2 separate regions of the Mus musculus genome follow, and region 1 is linked to region 2. The links are chromatin loops, found by intact Hi-C in ENCODE. Cell type or tissue: heart. All regions are shown on one strand. Region 1 overlaps Hmox2 (heme oxygenase 2). Region 2 overlaps Dnaja3 (DnaJ heat shock protein family (Hsp40) member A3).

Region 1 (5,000 bases), 66 kb after region 2:
TCTTGCTGTTGTTAAAGCAAGAGGTTAATAGTCATCTGTTCAGTGAACTGTGGAGTTGAACTTCAACAAATCAAATGAGGAAAGAGTGAAATTTATGTAAAAAGAGTGAAACTTGTATTAGATTTCCTGGGGAATGACAGTGTCAGAGTTCAGAGACCTTGGCCCATTTATTATGGAAACTCAGAAACTGTTTATCGAGATAACATGATCTCCATAGGGTGTTGAGAGGCCTCTGTTATCAAATGTCTTGTTGGGTTAGAATTGATTTAGCTCTCTGTTGTCCTAGCACCAAACACAGCTAACAATTAAACTGAGCCAGCCCAAAGAATGCCATTTGGTGTGGGCATTCTTTCCTGCCTTGGGAACATGAAAAGAACATTGCCATTTCTTCACACTGCAATCTGGTATGACGTGTCTAGAATCATATGAATTGGCTGGATTTCTCATACTTCCTTCCTCATTGTTCCACAGTTGTCCAGTTGCTATTTCTTAGTTTTTGTGCTGTTTGGGAAAGGATCTCATGTATCCCATGCTGGCCTTGAACTCTTGTATATCCAACTTTGAACCTCCTGCCTTCACCTCCTACGTGTTGGCTTATGCTACTGTGCCCAGGTTACTAAACCTAGTTGGGGTGAAACCCAGGACTTTCCCAGTTGTTAAATCTTACCAACACTTTCTCAATAAGAGATCAACATTTAAGGCAGCATTACGTTTATTTCATATAATATTTTCATGTAAGGTATCTCATTTCAGTCCTCATAGCATATTTGAGAAGGTAAGTAGTTTTTCTTGGCCTGTTTTATGGATGAGGAAACTCAGCTTTCAGGAAATTATGGCTCATACAGTGCCAAGAGCTACTGAATATGGAGGCTTCATCTCTCAAATCAAAATATTTTTATCCCTAAAGTCCGGGCCTTTTATGCAGGGTCAAGCTGCACCTTCCACTCTTGAAGATGAGCTGGGATTCTAATAATTTTTAGCCATAAGTAGAAGTCCAGAGGTAGCTGCAGTATACTGGCAGGTCTACATAGCATGTCCCTCCAATATCAGGTGAAGTGGCAGCTAACCTAGAAAACAGCTTACATCTTCTCTGTACATCCATTTGCTACATGGAATGCAAAACTGGTCCCTTAGTATTTAGTTAATTCTTTTTGGTTTTGTTTTTTGTTTCTGTGTTTTTGTGGGGGTTTTTTGTTTTGCTTTGTTTTGTTTTGTGTGTGTAGGGGAGGGGTGTTGTTATTGTTTCCTGAGACATGTTTTCTTTTTGTAGCTCTGGATGTCCTGGAACTCCCTCTGTAGATCAGGCTGGCATCAGATCCATCCACCTGCCTCTACCTCCTGAGTGCTGGGATTAAAGACATGTGCCACTACCACCCAGCTTAGTTAATTCTTTTAAAAATTATTTTAAGTACTAGGGGAATTTGGTGTGCTTTGTGTGGGTGAATGTAGGCTTGTTTGGGAATTGGTTCACTTACCAACCCACAATGATTTTCAGGCTCATGATCAAAACAATTTTACCCTGTTTATGTGCAATTCTTACAAACGCTAGGTTTTATTTTCCCCCATCCCTCTTGGCTGTTTTGTATTGTTTTCAAATAGGGTCTTGCTATATAGCTCAAACTGGCTTTGGCGTTTCTGGCAGTCCTCCTGTTGCACTTCTCAAGTGCTGTGATAACAGGCATTCACAAATGCTAGATTTTAAATAGCGCTAAAGAGTCCAAGTTACTCTCTATGCTGCCTTCAGGGACTGGGTTTATTATGTTGGCCATTTCCTGGTTCTGGAAAGGTCTGAAAAGCTCACCCAGGAATGCCTAATACTAATTCCATTTCCTAAGGTTGATAGTGTGAATCATTCCACAATGTATGCATGTTTAAAATCATCACATTGTGTACAATAAATATATATAATTATTTGTCAACTAAAACTTTGAAAGTAAAGAGAAAAAAGAACCGGATCTGAAGTTAAAATCAAATCTTATACTGACCAATTTAGACATGGCACCCAATTGCACACCCAACACATAACTTTCATTTAGCTTGTATTTCCAGTGCATTCTGAGTGCACATTGAGAGTCTAAATAACTTTAAATGTCCCACAGTCTTTACATATTCTTAAAATTTCAATCTCTTTAAAATATCCATCTCTTTTAAAAATCCAAAGTCTTTTTAAATTAAAAGTCTCTTAACTGTGGGCATCACTAAAACAGTTTCTTCCTTCAAGAGGGAAAATATCAGGGCACAGTCACAATCAAAAGCAAAAATCAATCTCCAACCGTCCAATGTCTGGGATCCAACTCACGATCTTCTGGGCTCCTCCAAGGGCTTGGGTCACTTCTCCAGCCATGCCCTTTGTAGCACACGCGTCATCCTTTAGGCTCCAGATGCCTCTACTCCACTGCTGCTGCTGCTCTTGGTGGTCATCTCATGGTACTGGCATCTCCAAAACACTGCATGACCCCTTCAGTCCTAGGCCATCAATTGCAACTGAGGCTGCACTTTCACCAATGGCCTTCCATGGCCTCTCACAGTGCTAAGTCTCAGCTGCTCTGCTCAACTCCTTCATGCCTTCAAAACCAGTACCACCTGGGTGACCCTTACACGTTACCAAGTCCAGCCAGAGCACAAGGTACAACTTTGGCTATATCTGGAACGCAGCCACTGTGCTCTCAGAAAACACTTCCCAGAAGATGTCACCTCAATGATGCTGGTCTCTTCTTAATCACCGCTAATTTCTTAGCTCCAGCTAACCAGCATCAATAGTCCCAGTAATGCAAAGTTTTTGCTTTAGTAGTTCTGGTATCTTGTTAATCACAGCTGATTCTTCAGCCCCAGCTAACCAGAACTACAGAATCTTCACAATCAAAACAGCAATGGCCCTGAAAAGAGTCTTTAATTTTCCCTCTGAAATTTCACAAACCAGACCTCCATCTTCTGCAGGACAGGACAAACTTCCTTTTTCCCTCTCTTCTCAAAATCTTTCAGCGCCTCCTGCAGCCTCTCGACGTCCATGGCGCCGCGCAGTCCCTCGCCGCCGGCGCCTCCCTCGGCCGCCGTCCCGGGGGCCGCGGCGCCCGCCCCCGCCCCCCCCGGACGCCCGCCCCCGCCCTCGCACACACTCCGCCACACGCCGGCGACCGGGGAGGGGGGTCCCGAAGGGAGCCGGGGCGGGGGGAAGCGAGAGACGGAGCGAGACGGACAGAGCGAGAACCTCCCCGAGCCGCTACCACCAGCCCTCCAACATGGCGCCCGGTTAAAATGCAGGTTGGAGGCTATGAGGTGTGCTGATAAACTGAGTCTGAGGGAAATCTTCATCTGCTGGGTAGGAAGCTTCTTGTTTAAGTGGAGGTGGTCACATATAGGGCAAGATGGTGCCAGGTCAATATAGGAGTGAACTCTTGAACTGTAGACAGCCATTTCTTTTTTGTGTTCAGTATAGAATGAATATAAGAAGTCTTTATTATTAGATAGGGAATGAACCGTGATATAGTCCTTAGGTTACATTTCTGCTAGGCAGCAGTGCTCTGAATTACCTGGCCTTGTGAAATTTTTGGAGCTAGTCTCCATGAAGGAGAGTTTCTTTGAATAACGTGTTATTTCAGAAAGTCCTGGTGCCTTTGCAATGATTTACCAGGAACACTGTCTTTGAGGTGGATGTTCTAGATTTGCTGGGTAGATCTGTAGGAATCTCTTGCTGGAAGTCTCTGTGATAGGAACTTGCTGCTTCACTCAAATCAGGTATTAGCATGAAAATCATAGCTGATTGAAAAACAGCTGACTGCATGAGAATATAGAGTAGCAGTCAGTTTTTTAAAGGGGAAGGGTGCACAGAAGTGACCTTTCTGGAACTTGTGATTAGCAGAAGGGCCAAGGACTGACTTTCTTGTTGATTAGTTCAGGAAATATCTTAACTAGTTTGCTTATACCATCCAATTCCTATCTCTGGGTTTCCTTCTTACCCTTTCCTTCCTTGTATTTGTCTCTTTCCCTTTTTTTCTCTCTAATAGGATCATGCTACATAAAAGAAACAGCCAGTCGGCTAAGTTGTTCGACAAAAACTATGACTGAAGAGTTTTCCAAATTTCCTATCAGTATTAGTGTACCTATATACTGATGTAATCCATGCTGGGCAAGAACTGTACCTCTGAGCCACAGCAGCCCTGTATGCTGTTAATGTATAGTTGTAGTCAGTGGTTTGGCTTTTTTAATGTGTGTGTGCATGATCACAGCTTAATCAGCTTGCCATAGCTGTGCTAGCATTCCATTGTTTACTGTCCTTTGAGTAACTTAGTGTCCTTGGCTGTTAGGCTGTGTGATTTATTTTCTTTCTTTATAGTGTGACTATCTATATATTATTATTGAACAGATTGCTATGAGCAATTTTTTAAAAAAAGATTTATTTCTTTATTGTATGTAAGTACACTGTAGCTGTCTTCAGACACCAGAAGAGGGAATCAGGTCTCATGACAGATGGCTGTGAGCCACCATGTGGTTGCTGGGATTTGAACTCAGGACCTCTGAAAGAACAGTCAGTGCTCTTAACCATTGAGCCATAACCATTGAGCCATCTCTCTAGCCCAGCTATGAGCAATTTTAAAGAAGTATATCCTAGAGTAAACATGTCAGCAGGGGATTTGGAAATGTATCTTTTCAGAGATTGGAGATAATTGTTACCTCTTAGTGTTACTCTATATGGTCAGTCCCTTGAGGAATGGTGATTAGGTGACAGGAATGGACACAAGTTGTCTCCCTTAGCAGTAGCCTATGATGGTTGAAAGTGATACTGAGCCTTCCCAGGAAGGGAGCTTTCAGACACCTTAAGGACTCAGTATTCTTTAAAGGGGATAAGTAAATTGTACTTGGAGTTTAGAAACCTTAAAATGATAGACAGAAGGCTATTAGTATTATTTTATTATCTTAAAAATACATATTGTAAACTAGATGTGGTGATACATGTGTGTGATCTAGAAGGCTGAAGCAAGGCTGGAGGATTGAGATTGAAA
Region 2 (5,000 bases):
GACTGTAGAAAGATTGCTGGTCTGGTCACTGTGTGTGTATGTGTGTGTATGTTTTGCTTTAATTTTTGTTGGTTTTTTTTTTTTTTTTGTTTTTGCTTTTCGAGACAGGGTTTCTCTGTGTAGCCTTGGCTGTCCTGGAATTCATTCTGTAGACCAGGCTGGCCTGGAACTCAGAAATCTGCCTGCCTCTGCCTCCCGAGTGCTGGGATTAAAGGCATGTGCCACCATGCCTGGCTTTTGTTTTAGTTTTTAAATTTGTGCATCTGTGGAATATGCACATGACTGCAGATGTTCACAGAGGACAGGGGTAAGGGATCCCCTTGGGACTATAGTTACAGGCAGCTGTGAACCATCTAACATGGCTGAGAATTGAGTTCAGGTCTTTTGGGAAAGGGGTATGTGCTCTTAGCCACTGAGCCATCTCTTCAACCCAGCTTGGTGCTGATGTTGTCTGGTCCTTACTGCCTTGATGTATAGCCTGCTAAGGCAGGTCACAAGCAGCCGAGCCTATGGAATGATCTGGGAAAGATGGAGTTTGGGGTGCCTTTGGTGGGCAATGAATGTGATATCAATCTGTTAACGTTTTAAGAAAGAAGAGAAGAGGCAGGTAAGATGGCCCAGTGGGTAAAGGCATTTGACATCAAGCCTAGTGACCTGAGTTCAATTCCTCCAAAACCATTTAAAGTCAGGAGAGAACTGATTTCACACGTACACCATGCTGTCCACACAATTATGACATATATAAATAAATAGAAATTATATAGGTAAACATCATTACTCTTTTTTTTAAAGCAGTTTTATCATTATGTATTTTATATATAGGGGTACACTGTAGCTGACTTCAGACACACCAGAAGAGGGCATCAGATCCCATTATGGATGTTTTTGAGCCACCACGTAGCTGCTGGGAATTGAACTCAGGAGCTCTGGAAGAGCAGTCAGTGCTCTTACTGCTGAGCCATCTCTCCAGCTCCTCATAATTCTTTCTTAATTCTTAATTTCTTTATTTTTTATAGCAGTAACTGTCATACGTTTATTACGTAATTCTTCAAAACCTTGCACAGCAGGCAAGCCAGGTGTGGTTGTGCTGCCTTTTTATCCCAGTACTGGGAGACAGAGGCAAGCGAAGCTCTGTGAGTTTAAGGCCAGTTTGTCTCAAAACCAAACCAAACCAAAACAAAAAACCATACTAGTCTACAGAGCTCATTCTAGGACAGCCAGGGCTACATAAACCCTGACTTGTAAAACCAAACCAACCAACCAACCAAAATTGTGCAGGTTATTTGCTTCCCTGTTGCATAGGTTCAGAGCACCAGGATGCTAAAGGGCTAGTCAAGTATTTACTTATTACTTTTTTAAAAAAAGATTTATTTATTTATTTTTATTTATTTATTTTTTTAAAGATTTATTTATTTATTATATGTAAGTACACTGTAGCTGTCTTCAGACACACCAGAAGAGGGAGTCAGATCTCATTACGGATGGTTGTGAGCCACCATGTGGTTGCTGGGATTTGAACTCAGGACCTTTGGAAGAGCAGTCGGGTGCTCTTACCTGCTGAGCCATCTCACCAGCCCTTTATTTATTTTTATATATGTGAGTACACTGTAGCTGTACAGATGGTTGTGAGCCTTCATGTGGTTGTTGGGAATTAAATTTTAGGACCTCTGCTTGCTCCGGCTCAAAGATTTATTTATTACTATACATAAGTACACTGTAGACACACCAGAAGAGGGTGTCAGATCTCATTACAGGTAACCACCATGTGGTTGCTGGGATTTGAACTCAGGACCTTCGGAAGAGCAGTCAGTGGTCTTACCTGCTGAGCCATCTCACCAGACCCTACTTATTACTTTTAACATATATTTATTTTTGGTTTGTGTGCATGCATGTTTGTCTCATGTACATATACTGCATGCATTCTTGGTGCCTTCAGAGATCAGAAAAGGACATCAAATCCCCAGGAACTGGAGTTTTAGAGTTGTGATCTAACACATCAGAGCTGGGAACTGAATCCAGGTCCTCTGCAAGAGTAGTAAATGCTTTGTTTCCTAAAGATTGTTTTATTTATTATGTATGGAGTGTTCTGCCTGCATGTGTACATGCTTGCCAGAAGATGGCACCAGATCTCATTACAGATGGTTGTGAGTCACCCTGTGGTTGCTGGGAATTGAACTCAGGACCTCTGGGAGAGTAGCCAGTGCTCTTAACTGCTGAGTCATCTCTCTGGCCCCTAAGACATCTGTGAAGGAATGATTTATTTTCAAATTTTAAATCTTGCTTTAAGAATTTGTTGCTGTCTTGGCCGGGCGTGGTGGCGCACGCCTTTAATCCCAGCACTTGGGAGGCAGAGGCAGGTGGATTTCTGAGTTCGAGGCCAGCCTGGTCTATAGAGTGAGTTCCAGGACAGCCAGAGCTATACAGAGAAACCCTGTCTCGAAAAACCAAAAAAAAAAAAAAAAAATTTTTGTTGCTATCTTAAGAGAGACAGCTGTTATAAAGAGACATAATTGTAGCAAGTATTTGGGTTCTGTTTTAGTGACTATCCATATCTATAGTAATTTACTTTTTTTCCCCTTAGCTTGCCAAGAAATATCATCCAGACACAAATAAGGATGATCCCAAAGCCAAGGAGAAGTTTTCCCAGCTGGCAGAAGCTTATGAGGTAATGTGACTTGTGGGTTCATTCACTGGCCATTCAGCTCTGTGCACACATCAGAGTCTGCACTGCACAAGATAGCTTGGCATATCATACAGTCCAGGGTGGTGCTGTGTCCCTGCTAGTTCTGCTAACTTAGACTCTAAATGAAGAAAACAGGCTGGTGCGATCTATCTGCTGCCAAGCCTGATGACAAGTTCAATCCTCAGCAACTTCCATAAATCGTCCTCTGACCCCTGCTGAGTTCCATAGCATTTGAACACTCACATATGTACACAAAAGGAATAGGTGTAATTTTTAAAAAAGAAAAGAGACCCGAAGTGGTGGCATATATGTAATTTAGCACTGGTGAGGCTGAGGGCAAGAGAATTTCTGTAAGTTTAAGGCTAAGCAGGGCTATATAGTCTGCCTTCATACAAAACAAAACAAGAGCAAGGTTCATCTGATCAATAAATATACTCAGGTAATTCATATTGATAGCTGATCTCGGGAAATCCCAGTTAGACTGATCAAATCAGTCCTTATTTGATGACTTAAGTTAGCAATTGTAAAAATAGACCGTAAAGCACATAGGAAGAAACCAAATATCTGTGAGAGAACCATTGACCAGTTACAGAATTATTGGAGAATGACCCTGTGTCTTAGCTAGGGTTTTGTTGTTGTTGTTCTTGTTTCTGTTTTATTTATTTATTTATTTATTTAATGTTATGTTTATGGGTTCACTGTCGCTCTCCTCAGACACTCCAGAAGAGGGCATCAGATCCCATTACAGATGGTTGTGAGCCACCATGTAGTTGCTGAGAATTGACCTTACGACCTCTGGAAGAGCAGTCAGTGCTTTTAACCAGTAAGCCATCTCTGCAGCCCCGTAGTTAGGGTTTTAGTTCTGTGAAGAGAGACCATGGCCACAGCAAGTTTTTTTTCATGGTGCTAGAAGGGTAGCTTTGCGTTCTGCATCTGGATCAGCAGACAGCAGGAAGAGAAAGCAACACTGGGGCTGGCTTCTGAAATCCCAAAACTCACTCTTAGTGACACACTTCCTCCAATAAACCCACACCTTCTAATAGTGTCACTCCCTGTGAGTCTGTGGGGGCCATTTTCATTCAAATTACCATAGCATTCCTCTTGGAGTTGACTATCCCCAATGGGTTCTGCATGTGTTTATGTGTTCAAGGGCCTAGATAGCAACATGTAGAGTCATAGTTCAGTAAGTACGAAGGTTTTATTACCTGTCAGCCATAGCTAATCTGTGCTAGAGCTTTCTCGAGAAGTAGAACCTATAGGATATAGGCAATCAGAGATTTATTAATTGGATCATAAGATCAGCTGCTGAGGGACTGGAGAGATGACTCATTACAATGTTACAAGCATTCTAGAGGACCCAGGTTCAATTCCCAGCACCCAATTGGTAACTTATAACCATCTATACCTCCAGTTTCAAGGGATCCAGTGCCGTCTTCTGGCTTTTTTTTCTCTTTCTGAGACAGGGTTTCTCTGGTGTCCTGGAACTTGCTCTGCAGACCAGGCTGGCCTTGAACTCACAGAGATTCACCAGCCCTTTCCTCTCAGTGCTGGGATTAGTAACATGCACTACACCTGACGATTTTCTGGCTTCCGAGAGCACCAGGTACACAAGTGGTAGACAGACATCAATGCAAGCAAAATACCCATACACATAAAATTATTACTGTTTTTTTTAAAACAGGGTGTCTTTGTACCCCGGATGGCTGGAACTAAGAGATTTGCTTGCCTTTGCCTCCCAAGTGCTAGGATTAAAAATATGAACCACCATGCCAGGCTTATAAAAATTATTTGTGCTGGGCATGGTGGCGCACGCCTTTAATCCCAGCACTCGGGAGGCAGAGGCAGGCGGATTTCTGAGTTTGAGGCCAGCCTGGTCTACAAAGTGAGTTCCAGGACAGCCAGGGCTACACAGAGAAACCCTGTCTTGAAAAACCAAACCAAAAAAAAAAAAAATATATATATATATATATAATTTGTAAAAGAAAGGTGCTGCTCAAGAGCCCATGGTGGCACCTACAGGCTGTAGCATCAGAGCAACTGGCAGCTGCTCAGTCTAAAGCTAGAAGCAGTGGCAGTGGCCCAGTCTGGAGCTGCAGGCCTGTGGGCCCCTGAGAGGGCCTGATGCAAGTGTACATTTGAAAGCTGAAGAAAGGAGCGAGAGAGATGGTTCAGTGCTTAAGAGCACTGTCTGCTCTTCCAGAGGACCTGGATTCAATTCCCAGCAACCACATGGAAGCTTATAACCATCTCTAAGTCCAGTTTTAGAGGATCCAACACCTTCACACAGATACACATACAGGCAAAACACCAAATAAAA

Evidence for each region. Peaks named below come from ENCODE experiments on the same cell type or tissue, not always from the same donor. Only the 100,000 strongest peaks of a DNase experiment are listed, where the experiment ranks them.
Region 1: a loop joins it to region 2, with 2.7 times the contacts of the local background. A loop is called at or near these places in 2 of 42 quality-filtered maps.

The regions. Positions count from the first base shown.
Region 1 is chr16:4,753,852-4,758,851 of GRCm38, forward strand. All of the region lies in intron 1 of Hmox2 (heme oxygenase 2), which reads left to right. Among named protein-coding and RNA genes, the nearest start is that of Hmox2, 30 kb to the left of the region's middle. In heart, a CTCF peak has its summit at 2,971; no DNase peak of the experiment used is centred here; H3K4me3 peaks cover 1,496 bases; H3K27ac peaks cover 1,058 bases.
Region 2 is chr16:4,687,400-4,692,399 of GRCm38, forward strand. It overlaps Dnaja3 (DnaJ heat shock protein family (Hsp40) member A3), which reads left to right. Exons shown (of 11, transcript NM_001135112.1): 3 at 2,582-2,665. Among named protein-coding and RNA genes, the nearest start is that of Dnaja3, 5.8 kb to the left of the region's middle. In heart, CTCF peaks have their summits at 2,113 (motif pointing right) and 3,390 (motif pointing right); no DNase peak of the experiment used is centred here.